Regions from separate parts of the Homo sapiens genome. Here region 1 is linked to region 2. Evidence: read pairs that join two places in POLR2A ChIA-PET (ENCODE). Cell type or tissue: PC-9. All regions are shown on one strand. Links, peaks and the distances in the headings refer to the core of each region. The heading gives the core; the rest is flanking DNA. Region 1 overlaps CEP57 (centrosomal protein 57). Region 2 overlaps MAML2 (mastermind like transcriptional coactivator 2).

What was found. ChIA-PET counts read pairs that join two places held together with the same protein. Peaks named below come from ENCODE experiments on the same cell type or tissue, not always from the same donor. Only the 100,000 strongest peaks of a DNase experiment are listed, where the experiment ranks them.
Region 1: POLR2A ChIA-PET joins it to region 2 with 5 read pairs; 2 of 35 experiments call an interaction of 5 or more read pairs at or near these places.

The regions. Positions count from the first base shown.
Region 1 is chr11:95,820,483-95,828,827 of GRCh38, forward strand. It overlaps CEP57 (centrosomal protein 57), which reads left to right. Exons shown (of 11, transcript NM_014679.5): 7 at 1,389-1,496; 8 at 2,017-2,094; 9 at 7,304-7,545. Among named protein-coding and RNA genes, the nearest start is that of CEP57, 34 kb to the left of the region's middle. In PC-9, for the core only: no CTCF peak of the experiment used is centred there; no DNase peak of the experiment used is centred there.
Region 2 is chr11:96,207,573-96,215,917 of GRCh38, forward strand. All of the region lies in intron 1 of MAML2 (mastermind like transcriptional coactivator 2), which reads right to left. Among named protein-coding and RNA genes, the nearest start is that of MIR1260B, 130 kb to the right of the region's middle. RefSeq lists an enhancer at 7,838-7,907. In PC-9, for the core only: no CTCF peak of the experiment used is centred there; DNase peaks (open chromatin) are centred at 309 and 5,149; H3K27ac peaks cover 4,728 bases.

The sequences.
Region 1 (8,345 bases), core at 148-8,147, 390 kb before region 2:
TGGGAGGGTGAGGCAGGAGAATCGCTTGAACCTGGGAGGTGGAAGTTGCACTGAGTTGAGATCACACCACCTGCATTCCATCCTGGGCAACAAGAGCAAAAAAAAAAAAAAAAAACAGTGTTCTGCATTTTGCATCTTGGTGTTGGTGTGATCAAATGAGAATAAAAAATAATGAAAGTGCTTTAAAATGTTTTAAAACTGTAGCACAGAAATATACAGCTGCTGGGAAGAATAAATAAACTGGAAGTTAAAATACTCAAAAAAAAGTTCTTGTATACTGTTTACACTCATTGGCATCATAAGTCTTCTAGAGTAGTAATTTCCTGTTCATTGAATTGTGTCTAGTCAATTTACTATATATAAAGCAATGTTAGGTGTGTTTGGAGTGTATAGATGCTTCCTGAGGGTAGAGATTCCTGTATTCCTTTGTCATGGAATAGATTTTTTACCCCAAAGCTGCACTCATGTGGGAAGTATTAGTAATAATCTTAGTATCTGTTTTTATGGAATCCAGTGGTTCTGAATATTTGTTCTAGCTCCATTATAATTTCCTGGGGAACTCTTAAAATACTTTAAAATATGAATTTCCCCAATCTGGAAAGGCCAAAATCATGAGATCTGGACAGGCACCTGGCAGTCCAAATTGTCCTCATAAACTGCAGACAGTTTTGGTACATATAGGCAGATTTGAAACAAACACTATTCCAGACAGGTTTTTTGTTTTGTTTTGTTTTGTTTTTTTAAAAAGGAAAGTTGAAAGTTGGCTTAGTGAAAAGAGCAGTCCTTTTTTGAAATTCTTAGTGCTTGTGGAATTTCTACCATGAAGATAGGTTATTTTTAAATTAGTATAGTTACTCAGCTTCTAGAGAAAAGGGCTTGGTAACATTTGCCTGATAGCTTCCAGTGTTTTTTGTTTTTTGTTATTTTTTTGGATATAAGTTTTCAATTCCTTTTTCTTATATAGTAAGTGCATGGCTTTTTAGAAAGGGAAGAAATGTATTCTGCTCTTCGGCTGTTTTGTGTCTGGTAATGTAGTAGATGCCATTTTTGAAAAGAATATATTTAAGCAATGGTTTGGGGTTAGATACATTGCATTTAACTCGTTAGATAGAATTTATGGAGTAACTACAAATACTGGAGATAATGTGTTCCACGCTGAAGAAGGGACAAATTATAACAGAAGGTCAAGATAAAATGAGAGACTGGTATTTATTTAAAATATTTGACAAACGTTGATAGATTGGTTCAAGACATAGTTATACAGCTGTAATATGTTTTTCAGTTAGATACTACCATTGGTTTTTACAGGCTTTTTACATGACACATCTGAAATCTGAGTCATAGCTTTTATTTCTACAGCATTAACTTGAGGCTCTCATTTTTCCTAGTTGCAGACTGGTCTAGAAACAAATAGACTTATCTTTGAAGATAAGGCAACTCCGTGTGTTCCCAATGCAAGAAGAATTAAAAAAAAGAAGTCAAAACCACCAGAAAAGGTGTGAAGACAGAACCAAATCAGGCAAAATGCTGATTACTTGGTATAGTTTATGTCAAAACACCCATAAACTGTGTGGTGTACTACAACCTTGAGAGAGTAAATCTTTCATTCTCAATTTCTTCATTCAGAAGGTGGAGATAAGTAATACCTACTCCTAAATTTTTATCCTGATAGTGAGAAAATATATAAGCATTTTGGAACTACAGAACACCATACAAAATTAGCATTATTAGTACTGCATTATCTTGTGCTCTTACAATGTTTTGTGTATATGTATACTGATTTTCTACTTAGAATGTAACTGTTGTTTTGTCAAGTGCTTTTTTCCCCCCAGCCTTTCCTAGGCTAGGATATATGCTAACAAGTACTATTAGGAGCTGGCTTGTGATCATAATGCCAACTATAGATAAGGCAAGTAGTAGCCTAGTAGTTAACTGAAGTTTCAAGTTAGTCATGTATAGTCAGTTTTTATTATCATGTGAATAAAATAAAATTGTTTTCCTTTTCTTTTCATTCAGAAAAGTTCTAGGAACTATTTTGGTGCACAACCACATTATAGATTATGCTTGGGTGATATGCCATTTGTAGCTGGGAAGGTGAGTTGGTCAAACTCCGGATTCTTTTTATACAACATTGATCCCTGAATTAAGTCCCTGCATCTGCAAGTATGTCTACAAATGGAAGGAACATTTTTCTGTGCCTTTACCAGTGTGTGGATCACAGTGATGTGAAAATGAGATGTAGGGAGGTTTTTGGGGATTAGGGAAGCAAGGAAGAGATGGGGAGGATACCTTAAAGTAGATAAAGTATATGTGGAAAGGAAGTGATAAAACAGAGACCCTAAGTTGAAGAAGGTGTTGTTTCAGATAGGGGTCAAGGAAATAAGAAATAGTATGTTTGTAGCATTGGATTTTTAGTATCAATCCTGTTGAGTTACATTTAGATATAGGTAGATATTCGAATAAGCACGTAGCACATTCTGCTTGTCCTCACATCCAGATCATTTCTAGGACTAATTCTCCAAGAAGCAGTCATACGTACACTTGAATCTTCAGTTTCTTCAGCACTTGAATGTAAAGCTGTATTGTCATATATCAAGTACTGAGTGAAGTGCCTAAAACTGTGCTAGTTGACACTACTTTATAAGCTGTTTGTGTTGCTGGTGGTTTTATATTTAGATTCCAACTAGATTGTTATTCTGGCATCTTGGGAAGTAAATGTTCTTCTGAATTTTGTATTTGTTTATATTTATTTATTTTAAACCCCTAGTAAATTCGCAGTGAAATCATGGGGAATATAATAAATTAGTGGTGACAAGCATTTGAAAAAGGTACAGTTGACCCTTGAACAACATGAGTCCGAACTCTGTGTGGGTCTACTTACAGGCAGATTTTTTTTTTCAATAAGTATCTTGGAAAATTTTTTGGAGATTTTTGGCAATTTGAAAAAACTTGCAAACTATAGCTTAGAAATATCAGAAGTTAAGAAAAAGTTGGTATGTCATAGATGCATAAAATTGACTATGTCAATACTAGTGCATTTTATCATTTACTACCATAAAATATACACAAGTTTTTTTTAATTATAATTTATCAAAACAATTTGCACACAGACTACGTGACGCCATTCACAGTCCAGAGAAATGTAAACAGAGATAAAGATGCAGTATGAAATCATAACTGTATAAAATTAACTGTAGTACATACTGTACGACTGATAATTTTGTAGCCACCTTCTGTTGCCATTGTGATGAGCTCAAGGGTTGGGAGTATTCACTTAAAATGCCACGTGACGCTAATCATCTTCAAATGAGCAGTTCATCTCTCCAGTCAATTGTGTATCACAGTAAAAAGTGTTCTCTAGCAGTTCCATATTTTCCATCATGTTTAGCACAATACAGTAAATAATTTGAATAATATCATGGGACCCATATCAAGTGCTACTAATGATGGTGGAAGTGCTCCCAAGAAGCAGACAAAAGTCATGACATGACAAGAAAAAGTTGCATTGCTTGATATGTACCATAGATTGAGGTCTGCAGCTGCGGTTGTCCACCATTTCAAAATAAATGAATCCAGCTGAAGGCCTATTGTAAAAAAAAAAAAAAAAAAAAAAATGATCCCGGCATGTTGGCGTGCACCTGTGGTCCCAGCTACTCAGGAGGCTGACAGAAGAGGATCACTGTAGCCCAGGAGTTCGAGACTGTAGTAAGCGATGATGGCACCACTGTACTCCAGCATAGGCAACAGAGTAAGATCCTCTTTAAAAAATTTTTTTTAAAAAAAAAAGGAAATTGTGAATCTGTCACTGCAGCTACTCTAGCAGGTGCCAAAACCTTGTGCTTTTTGCAAAATAGCTTTTTATCTCATTGAAAATGCAGCTTTTATGTGGATGCAGGATTGCTATAAGAAAGGCATACTTGTAGACTCTAATATGATTTGAGAAAAAGGAAAGTCATTATATGACAACTTAAAAGGAAGGTGAGGTATCTAAAGCTGGAGAATTTAATTCCAGCAAAGGATGGCTTGATAATTTTAGAGGTTTGGCTTTAAAAATGTCAAGATAGGAGAAGCAGCTTCTGCTGACCAAGAGGCAGCAGATGAATCCCAAGATACCATTAAGAAAATCATTGAGGAGAAAGGGTATCTTCCTGAACAGGCTTTTAATGCAGACAGAAGTACCCTATTCTGGAAAAACATGATGCCACGAAGGATATTTATAAGTAAGGAGGACAAGTCAGCACCAGGATTTAAGGAAAGAGGAGACGGGCTAAATCTACTATTTTGTGAAAACACAATCCGATTTACAATCAGGACTGCCCTTATCTATAAAGCTGCTAATCCCTGAGCCTTCAAGGGGAAATATACCCAACTGCCAGTCTTTGGGTTTACAACAAGAATGACCCTTTGAGAACCCTTTTTCTAAACTGGATTTAGAAAAAACATTGATCCATCAATCCTTTGTCCCTGAAGTCAGGAAGTAATTTGCCAGTAAGAGACTGCCTTTTAAAGTCTTTTTAATACTAGGCATTGCCCCTAGCTACCCAGGAGCATGGAAGTTCAACACCAAAGGCATGGAAGTAGTCTACTTGTCCCTAAACACAGTGTGTCTAATTCACCCTCTGGATCAGGGAGCATAAGGACTTCTAAGGCACATTACATACACTATAAAAAGGGTTCTTAATGCTGTGGAAGAGAACTTCAGAGAGAACATTATGAGGGTCTGGAAGGATTACAGTTGAAGATGATGCCATCATTTTTATAGAAAAAGTCATGAAAGCCATCAAGTCTGAAATAATAAATTCCTGTTGGAGAAAACTCTCCAGGTGATATGCATGATTTCACAGGATTTATGACAAAGCCAATCATGAAAAAGATGGTAGATATGGCAAAAAAGGTTGGAGGTGAAGGATTTCAAGATACGAATTTTGGAGAAATTAAAGAGTCAGTAGACACCATGATAGAGGAATTAACAGAAGATGACTGGGATGGATAAGAGTGCTTTCAAACCAGTGCCACAAGATGAAGAAGACAACACAGAAGTAATGTCAGAAAACAAGTTGACATTAGATAATCTGACAGAAGGGTTCTAATTATTCAAGACTGCTTTTGACTTTTTTTTTTTTTTTTTTTTTGAGACGGAGTCTCGCTCTGTCACTCAGGCTGGAGTGCAGTGGCACGATCTCAGCTCACTGCAACCTCTGCCTCCTGGGTTCAAGCAATTCTCCCACCTCAGCCTCCCAAGTACCTGGACAACAGGCACGCGCCACCATGCCTGGCTAATTTTTGTATTTTTTTAGTAAAGACAGGGTTTCTCCATGTTGGCCAGGCTGGTCTCGAAATCCTGACCTTAGGTGATCCACCTGCCTCAGCCTCCCAAAGTGCTGGGATTCTGTAATCCCACTGTAATCCCAGTGGCTGAGCCACTGCGCCCAGCCTGCTTTTGACTTTTACGACATCGACCCTTCTATGATACATCACTGAAACTAAAACAAATGGTGGAAGAATTGGTATCTCATAGAAACATTTTTAGAGAAATGAAAAAGCAGAAAAGTCAAGACAAATTATAGTGTATTTCTGTAAAGTTACACAGAATGTGCTAGCCTCTCCTGCCTCCCCCTCCACTTCTTCTGCCTCTGCCACTCCTGAGACAGCAAGACCAACCCTACCCTTCTGCCTACTCAACAGTGAAGATAATGGGGATGAAGGCCTGTATGGTGATCCAGTTAATGAATAGTAAATATACTTTCTCTTCCTTAGGATTTTCTTAATATTTTTTTCTAACTTTACTTTTAGAATATTGCTTACAATACATAAAACAAAAATGCTTCCAGTCAACAGCAGGCTATTACATTTTAGGGCAAAATTTATTATAGTTCTCAGTTACATAAGTGGGAGCTGAATGATCAGAACCCATGGACACATAGTGGGGAACAACATACACTGGAGCCTGTTTGGTGGGGGAGTTGGTCAACGGGGAGGGAGAGCATCAGGAAGAGTACCTAATGGATGCTGGGGTTAATACCTAGGTGATGGGTTGATCTGTGCAGCAAACCACCATGACACACATTTACCTATATAACAAACCTGCGCATGTACGCCAGAACTTAAAAGTTGAAGGAAAAAAAAATTTCATTATGGCAGAGTTTTGACTACATGGGTGGTCGGTGCCCCTAACCCCTCCATTGTTCAAGGGTCAAGTGCATATTAATATAATCAGAAAAATAACAGAACGAGAATTTTTTAAATTATTGCATATTGAAAGTGTACTCATAGGCAATTAGTATGCTAAATATATATTACAAGTTACGAGCAAAATAGTGGTTACATCGATTGATTTTTGAATAGTGGACCAGCCTTGCATTGATGTAATAAACTCCCACTTGGATGTGATATATAATACTGCTGCATTCACTTTGCTAGCTAACAATAGAAACTAAGATTAGAAGGAAAGCATATGTTTAGCTTAGCATGGTGGTTCCAAATCTGGCTAATCAAAATCAACTGGAGGACTTGAAAACACAAATTTCCAAACCCTAACTCTGCAGTGAGTTTGGTGTGCTGCCTAGGAACCTGCATTTTAAATATGCTTTCTAATAATATTTATGGAGCCAAGTAAGCCCAGCCATCTATTTATAAAGTGGAATAGTACATTGAGATTGTTGGTTTAGTGTTTAAAACAAAAGCAAAATATCTTTGAGAAGTCTATCAGGTTTTTCTTACACACGTGATAGACATGTAATTTAGTGCTTCCTATTATTCCAGGATACAGAAATGAACAATAGTGTCTACCACCTGGATGTACACTGTTTAATAGGTGAAATAGATATGTAAAAGCAATTAAAATATGATAAATGCTATGAGAGAGATGTAAAAAGTGTTATAGGTGATCTGATAATGGACTGATTGATTACCTGGCAGTTTTAAGGAAGCCTTTAAAAATAATATATTTGAACTGGGTTTTAAAGAATGATATAAATGTTGCTAATACACCAAAAAAATGTCATCTGCAAATATGGTTTGTTCACAAAATGGAGAGAAGGGGAGGATGATAGGACATGAGGCTAGGAAATGTAGGTTGCAGCTCAATGATGTGTATGTAGGGCCTTATTTTCCATTCTGAAACATAGTTAGTGGATTTATATCAAAGGATTTCAAATAGAAGAACATCATGATGAGAATAATTTTAGGATTTATATACTCTACTTTAGGGGGTGGAGAGTTCTTTTTACCTAGGCTTAGGGAATAGAAAGTGGTGTAGAGAATATAACTTCAATTACTTCTTTCATCATTTTTCTTCCTTTAGTCCACAAGCCCTAGCCATGCCGTGGTAGCCAATGTTCAGCTTGTCTTGCATCTAATGAAGCAACACAGTAAAGCTTTGTGCAATGATCGAGTCATCAACAGTATTCCTTTGGCAAAGCAAGTATCTTCACGAGGTGGTAAAAGTAAGAAGTTGTCAGTAACACCTCCCTCCTCCAACGGTATTAATGAGGAGTTGTCAGAAGTCTTACAGACTTTACAGGATGAATTTGGGCAAATGAGCTTGTGAGTTTTTGTTTTTTTTTTTAAATTCAGTTTAGCTCTAAAACCTCATTTTTTAAAAACTTGTTGACTTTATTAAATCTTACTTTCCTTTGTTGAGCAAGTATGGTTGAGCACAATCCTTATACCAACCAAGTTACTGGGACTTTAACAAATACAACTAATAAGGGTAAAATCTCTCTCTTTTTAAATACTGTTAAATGTTTTGAAGACCAAGGTTTATATTTAAGTTTTATTTCTTTGAGAACTTATGATATACAGTCATGCATCACTGAATGACAAAGATGTGCTCTGAGAAATACATCATTAGGCGATTTTCTTTTCCTTGTGCTAACATAAGAGTGTGCTAAGCTTATAGCTTATTGCTCCTAGGCTACAAACCTATACAGCATGTTACTCTACTACTAAATACTATATGCAGTTGTAACACAATGGTAAGTATTTGTGTATATAAACATCTAGGTAGAGTAAAAATATGATACTAAAGTCTTACGGGACCACTGTTGTATATGTGGTCTGTTGTTTACTACATCATCATCTGGCACCTGACATCACATTCATTTTAGCTAAACTTAACTGATAAGACATGAGTGTTTGAAGAGCAAGATTCATCTGTAGACTTTACATATACAATACTCTTTTGGGGAAAATAAGAATATAAAGAATTAACCTTGAAATTAAGAACTCTTGCATTTCCCTCTAGTGCCTTTCTTGAACTTTTAAATTCATATTTTTAATTAAAAATTTCTTGATCTAGGCTAGGCATGGTGGCTCACACCTGTAATCCCAGCACTTTGGGAGGC
Region 2 (8,345 bases), core at 200-8,199:
TCTGCCTGTGAGATAGTGTGGTTGCCTCAGGATATGCCAACACAGTCAAAAGAAAAACAGAGGTGAAATCCACTTTACCGTATGGAGTATAACTGCTGTCCCTTAAAAATTGTCCAGGCAGTATATGCATGGCTGTGAGTAAACCAGTGATGATTACAAAATACAACAGATATCACACCAACTAATCCAAGGGCTCTGCATCTTGCCATTATCGAATAAAGAAGGCACTTTCAAGGCTTTACTGTTTTTAAGATCTATATCCTGGCTTGTGTAAACATATACGGTCATCACTAAATAGATGCCTCTCTGTTACAGAGCCAACAAAGAACTTTTTTTTAAGCCCTCACTTCCTCTCCAGGAAATGGTGTATATTCAGAGAGGAAGCTGTCTTCCTGTTTTCTCCATACTAACACACTTGCTGGGTTTTTTTCTAAGCTCCCAAACTCAGAGTCTCCATCATATGGAACAAACTCTTCTTAGCAACAGGCCACATTTTTTGCTGCAGTGATTTTAAAAAAGATTTATTTTCTGTAAGTCATAAAAAGTATTATTAGTCTAATTTTTCATCTACTGTATTCTCAAGTACTATGTCCCCTCCCAAACTCTATCTTATTCAGCCTATAATAAGGGCATTAGACTCCTCCAATGGGGTTATTCTGTCAAAATTCTTAGCAAAATACATCACCTCCTAGCTTCCCAATTACAAAAGCAACTTGACAGGGCACCTGCTTTTTATTATTTCAGTGTTGTGAGATACAAACCCAGTGTGCCTGGCACCCAAGAATGAAATATAATTCAAGAACGTTTTGTACATTCTGCTCTAATGTTTTAGCATTTCAGCATTGATTTCTGGGACTATTAAAAAAGAACCATTTGGAAACAAACAGAAGTATTTTTCTTTAGTTGTTACAGTCACTTGAGGAACTCTTGTTTCATTTATTTCATGTAGAGATACTTGAAGTAATAAAGTTCAGGTAAACCTGAGAATTAAGGCAGGGCTAACCCTGGATGATATATTAAATGAGATGAATTTTGAGTTTGTTAACTTACTAGTTTATTAATTCTGGTAATATGACAAAATAAAGTTCTTTAACACCCCCCAAAGATAACACTAGTTCACCAGCAATGGATCCAAACCAAGACAAAATCTCTGAATTGCCAGAAAAAGAACTCAGAAGGTCAATTATTAAGCTAATCAAGGAGGCACCAGGGAAAGGTGAAGTCCAACTTAAAGAAATTAAAAAAAAATCATACAGGATATGAATGGAAAAATCTTCAGTGAAATAGACAGCATAAATAAAAACCAATAACAACTTCTGGAAATGAAGGACACATTTAGAGAAATGTAACTTACCAGTTTGTTAACAACTCGATGTGTCAGTTATCTGTTAAGAGTTTTCAAAATGTGGTCCAGAAGACCTCCTGCATCAGAATCATCAAAGTGCTTGTTAAAATGCAGTTTCTCAGTCTCCTTCCAGAATGATCAAATCAGAATCTATGAAGTACCCCTAAGAATTTGCATTTTTGTCATCTTCCCAGTTTGATTACTTAAGTGTGTGACAAAAGACATAAGGGGTTAGTGCTCCCAGGGATATTTACTTGTTCACAGAGAGCAACCAAAGACTTGAAAACTTTGAAAACCTGTAACTTTTTTTGGGTGGGGGGTGGGGGGGCAGTCTTTTGGGACAAGGGTACCTTCTTCACATCCCTCAAATTTTATAATAAAAGCAGCTCCATCTTCATCTACTTATGCATTGGACTCTAGGGATCAAATATCAAGAAAGGCTGGGTGCAGTGGCTCACGCCTGTAATCTCAGCACTTTAGGAGGCCGAGGTAGGTGGATCACTTGAGGTCAGGAGTTCGAGACCAGACTGGCCAACCTGGTAAAAACCTGTCTCTACTGAGGCAGAAGAATCGCTTGAACCTGGGAGACGGAGGTTGCAGTGAGCGGAGATTGGCGCCACTGCACTCCAGCCTGGGTGACAGAGTGAAATTCCATCTCTAAAACAAACAAACAAACAAACAAACAAACAAAAAAGCAAAGTATCAAGAAAAAAATAATTGTATTCTTTATTGGTATCCTGTAACATACTGTATTGGGCAGATATTCTGAAGATAATTAACCTGGGCATTATAAAATCTGTAGGCTCCTTTAATTGTAATTATTTTGAGTGCATTTCCACTTTAACAGTGCCACGAAACTATCGATTATTTTGTAAATTACCCTCCAGCAGGAAAAGAAAGAAGAAATACAGTTTAATTTCTTATATCAAGCAATAGACCTCAATATCTCCCACTATGCATGGAATAGTTAAGAATAGTTTAATAATATATTAGTGGTCATTTCTGGAGGCATACTTTACGGTGAATGTTCAAAATTTTGATAGAAAAGCAGACTTTAAAACAAACTGAAGTGGTGGATTTAGACAATCAGTAGTTAACAATACCTAACTTCAAAGATTCTCAGTTAATTTTGCTTTTCTTTTGTTCTCAATAATGACTACAAAATGTGCCTTACCATTTTATTTTATTTTATTTTTATTATTTTTTAAGACGGAGTCTCACTCTGTCGCCCAGTTTGGAGTGAGTGCAGTGGCACAATTTTGGCTCACTGCAATCTCCACCTCCTGAGTTCAAGCGATTCTCCTGCCTCAGCCTCTCAAATAGCTGGGATTACAGGCACCCGACACCACGCCTGGCTAATTTTTGTATTTTTGTAGAGATGGGGTTTCACCATGTTGGCCAGGCTGGTCTGGAACTCCTGACCTCAGGTGATCTGCCCACCTCGGCCTCCCAAAGTGCTGGGATTACAGGCATGAGCCACTGTGCCCACCTGCCTTATCATTTTAGATATGTCCAAAACACAGTTTATAGAAATTTACCAAATGATTTATCAGTTACTTACTAATTAGTATAGAATTGAGATACCTAAAAGGTATTCATTCATTTAATATAGAACAACACATCAGATCTATGTTCAAACAGCTCTAAAACTTGTTAAGTCCTCTGACAAGTCAATCACTCTTTCTAAGAATTATTTACTCATCTGGAAAACAGGAGTAACAAGAGGAACTGTGTCAAAGAGATATTGGGGGGATTAAATTATGCATATGATGTACTTAGCACAGCACCTAGCATAGAGCATAGAGTAAGTGCCCAATAAATGTTACTATAAATATTATTAATATTTTCTTATCTCTAAGCATAGTGTTCAACAATTAACTGCATACCATGATACTTTTATAAAACCAATATATAGATATATTGTTCAACTTTTCACACTATTTTACTCTATAGCATATGTGAATATAATTGTTAATTATAAATTCCAAAATTTGAAATTCCTTTGTCTCTTCCTTTTCTGTGGCTTCATATATGCACTACTTCCATAAACTACATGTGAAGCTGACATTTTTCTGTCCATTTATTGGACTACATTTAGATTTATATCCTTACCTATCTTTGGATTTTATATAATAATCAGAAATTTGGAGTCAGATTACCTTATGTATAATGGTTAACTTTTAAAGAAATTTAAGTGGATTAAAGTTAAATAAACTTTAGAGAAACCTAAAAGTCACAGAAGCCTTAAAGGTACATACATATTTTTAAAATCCTAATTTTACACTGTTAGCATCTTGATGTGATATCAACACCATTTATGAAGACACTCTTTGTTAATTAGTTTATGGGGTGTTAGGTGAATTATTCAGTAAATGGTTATCAAAAATCAAATATTTAACTATAAACATTGAATGATAAACAATATTCCTCTGATCTTAATAATTGTCGTAAGTACATTACTTCAACAACTATTTACTGAATTCCTTTTGAGTGGAAGACATTGTCCAATGTGATAGGGTCTTTGAAATTAAAAAAAAAAAAAAAGAAAAGCCTGTTATCCAATTTGATGAGCTCAAAGTCTGTTGGGTGAGACAGATGTAAAAAGATATCATAATATAAAAATAAGAATGAAATACTGACTTGCAGGGGCCCAAGGGGTAGTTGTAAGAGAAGGGAAGATCAGAGGTATGGGGGCGTCTTTGAGGATGTCACACATCTGATGTCAGGCAAGTACTTGAGGAAATGTGACAAGTTTATTGTAAATGAATCACAGGGGCCCACAGGGTACCTAGTGGAGCAGATGGAAAGGGGTTGGAGCTCTAATCCTGGAAATTGCTAATATATTACAATAGTTTGGATTCGTCTTTAAGCACTAGTTGAGGATCTAACATTTTTCCTAATAGAAGATCAACAAAGATAAAATTCAGTTTTGAAAGTTATCTGTGGCAGAATACAGAGGGAAGATTAGATAGAATGGAGAGAACTAGGCCACAGAGAAAAGTTAGGAAGCTATGGTGAAAAAAGATGAGTGCTGAACTGACGCAACTGTATCAGTAAAATAGGAAAGCGATGTGCTGGGTTCAAGAGATATTTCAAGATAAAATAAAAATGATTTGAAAACTGGATAGATATGGAACTTGGGCAAGGAGCTGAGAATGCTTGATTAATTTAGGCTATAAAAGGAAGACAAAGTGTGTGTGTGTGTGTGTGTGTGTGTGTGTGTGTGTGTGTGTGGAAGGGGGACTCGTAATCTCATTTGTGGATACAATTTTTGAAGTACCTGTGGGAAACAGGCAGAGATATTCAAGAGGCAATGAGATCTGGCAGTTAAGTGAGAAAGTTAAGTTAAAGATAATGGATTTAGGAGCCAGTGTCAGATAGATGGTAACTGAGGACACAAGAGTGTCTGCGATCACCGAGAAGAGCAGGCAGAATCAAAGACAGACAAGGACAGATCCTAAAGAATGTAACACATTTAAGGGTTTACCCAGGAAGAGGATCCAGCAAAGAAGGAGCAAGTAGAGCAGAGAGAAGCAAGAGGCAATCTGGAAGGCAAAGTAATGGCAAAAACTGCAATGACTTATGCACCAACTTAATAGTAGAGAAGATTTTTTAGGAAGCAGAGATTGTCATCATCTTATCAGTCAGCAGCAGTGGGTGAGCCTCCTCTCAAGAGACAAGGCTGCTAACAAGGAGTTAATTCACTGTCACCACCCTTTCACAATCTCTAGTAGAAGTGCTAGCAGAAAGAAAATAGTCCCATGATAGAGACGGCAGAAGAGAGAAAGAAGGAACAAGACGTTTAGATAACTCATAAATGAGTCATCAGTCCATAAACAAGAAAAAGTCAGCAATGTGACCATTCCTTCTGACATAAAGGAGCAAGAAGACCTCTCAATTAAAAAGAAGTCTTCCTAAGAATTGAGGCAACATGGTAATTTAAGCAACATTGAATCTCTGCAGGCAAATTGCTTGGTATAACTCAAAAATTATTGATGAATGAACTTGGGTAAGACACTCTACCAGCCAGGGCCTCGGTTTCCTCATCTTACAATTAGGAGGAATGGGTAACATAAACTCTATGAGCCTTTTCAACTCAAGCATACCAAGAGCCCATCTGGTCCTCACAAGTATCATATGTGGTAGGAACTATTTTTAGCCTATTTTACAGGTGAGGTGACCAAGATACAGAGAGTTTAGAAAACTGACCCACACAGGAAAAGAGTAGAAAAGCTAAGTTTTGAATTTGGGGCTTTCTGACTACAAAGCCCATGTGCTACAGGACCCCATTGGAGCTCTTAGAACTTTCAAAGTACTTCAGCATTCTTCCTATTTTAAAAATGTGAGGCTATGAGGGAATATGGATAGGTATTGCTACCTGCACAACAGGTAAAGAAACTGGGAATTTACCTACAACTATACGCCCAGTAATGGAGAGCCCTAATTCAGGTCTCCTAATTCTACTCTACTTTATGATCTTTTAAAGACCAGTAATTACATTACATTAACAAACACTAACCTTGAGACCAAATTTAACATCTTGGAAAGAAACCACTGTTACTCTTATAACTGTATAAAATATCCTTTCTTTCTAGAAATCATAGCATCCCATATGGAAGTAAACTATCTGAGATTCTGCCTTAAGAAGTGTAGATGGCAGTTTAAGTATAGCCCTCTAAAAAGTAGCAGCTTTTCCTACATCATCTTACTAGTTAATCTTCCTGGGAACGGGCTGATATTTACTCATCCCAGGAGACCACTGAATTGTCTGGACTCCAAAAGATACCAAGGATAAGGTTTTAAGTTCCCCACCATTAGTCATCACTTGGAGAAAAGTGACAGAGCTCTTTACAGATGCATTGCCTTGTCTTTGCCCTTAAAATTAACAATTTTCAATGAATTTAAATTAGGAAAAGTCAGTAAAGAGTGCCCTCCCTCCCTTAAAAGTGGTCGGTTCCCTGGGTAAGATGTGAAATACTTGGCAGTCTCCAGACGACAGGATCAGATAGGCTAACAATGAATTTGAGAGCTTGCAAAGAAAAGTTAGACAGAATGGATCAGGTTAAAGTGGACACAAATGCCCAACTACAAATTCTAATTATTTTCCTTCCCACTCTTGGAACAAAGAGACAATTGTAAAATATATTTTGTATGTATATATACACAAATATACATATACATATATACAAATAGTGAAAGTATCTCCTATTATTGATGCTCAGAATTTCTATGGAATATAATATATGTGCAGTTTTAACAGTTGAATAATAAAAAATGAATACTTCCTTAGAACTAGGATATAGCTAATTTCTAATATAGGTCTTTTGAGGCCATGCCTAGGTTATTCTGGTAAACTGATATTGTGGAGAAAACGTTTTTGAGTCACGAAATTCTGGATTCAAATCTTAGCACGTCCTCTTAGAGCTCTGTAGATCCAAGTTACGTAACTTTTCAGAGCTTCAGTTTTCAAAACATCTGTAAGATGGAGGAAAGAACACCAACTTTTGGGGGTTCTTATAAAGATTAAATGTGATAAAGAATGTAATCTCTCTAGAACCTTTAGTTCTCATTTCCTTTATTGCCTCCTATTCCTTTGGTGATCATGTACAACAAAATAGGAAACACTTGCTGATGTTGGTAAACCATGAACTCAACTCCAAAGCAGGAGGTTTAAATAACCAAGAAAACTCCAGGAACTGATGCCATTATTTTCCTAATGAGAAGCACTTATAGTCATGCGAAATACACCACACACTTACTTCTAGGTCATTGGCCAACATTTTTGTCCTGAGTGGCAGTGATTGGCTACTCACATTACCCTCTGAAAGCAGCTCTATTTTAGTAGAAGTTGTCAAGTAGCTGATGTATGCTGAAAACTATAGAAAGTCACCCTTTCCTCAAGTTCTTAATTGCATCCATTTGTTTAAAAATGCCAAAAATGCACATGCTCTGACCTTTCTGAGATTTGAACTCAGATCCAGTGAGGAAGTAGAGGCTGAGGATTAGGAAAGAACCATGTGTCTTTGGAAATTGGCCATGTGCCTCGTCTAGTTGACCTTGGATACTTGAGATTGGGTCCAGTGGTTCCCTCACTTTCTTTGCTTCACAAATTAAAAAGATCTAGCCCATAAGAGATGTCTGTGTGTCCATTTCTTGCACTAGGAATATGGGAAAGCTGCTTAAGAAACTGCTGCTTGCAGCTCATGAAATCATGAGTCATTTGTGTAGTAAAGTGAATTGGCCACTTACATTTGTACAAAGTTGAAAAGAGGGTGGGCTGGGGAATGGGGTAATTCCAACTCAGAAATAAATCATCTGAGTGGACTGTATGCCCCTTGAAATGCTGGGGCAGGTTGCTGGGTTCACAGAGAGCAGGTCCCCAGCACTGACATCCTTCCAAGTAACAAATCTTCATCAAGGCCTCACGACCTCTTTAACACCAGCATATAACACAGAAGATTTCAGATCATAGTGTGCTCTCTCTTCCACTTCCTGTTATTTTTAATTCTCTGCTTTGTTTCATGTTTTTAAAAGTCTTTACTAACACTTCTAGGGGCAGCTTCTGAATGAGACAGTGGCCAGTAATTTCTCTGACGAATACACATTGTTGTCCCCTCTTTGGGGCTGAGGAAATCCGAGGCAGGAAATGGTCAGTGGCTTGTTCAGTGTGGTGTAGAAAGGTAGAGACAGACCGACCTCATGAGCAGTTCACCGGTTAATTAAGCCCACTGAACCCTGCTGCCACCTGGAAATGGGTCCTGGGCTCGTTCCTGCACTTCCTCCTCCACACCTGCAGCTGGGCAGAGCCCAGCTGCAGCCACCCCCCTCGGGTGCTGGCTGCCACTGCTTTGGCTGGTTGTTCCCTCTCTTTAACCCATTTCTTTTCACTCTTGGACCTTTTATCCTTTTCAGTCAAATGATAGATCCAAGTCCAGAAATTACAGAACAACAGATTGGAACAACAAAGGCAATGAGAATGTCTTTCTAGCTTTCTAAACTT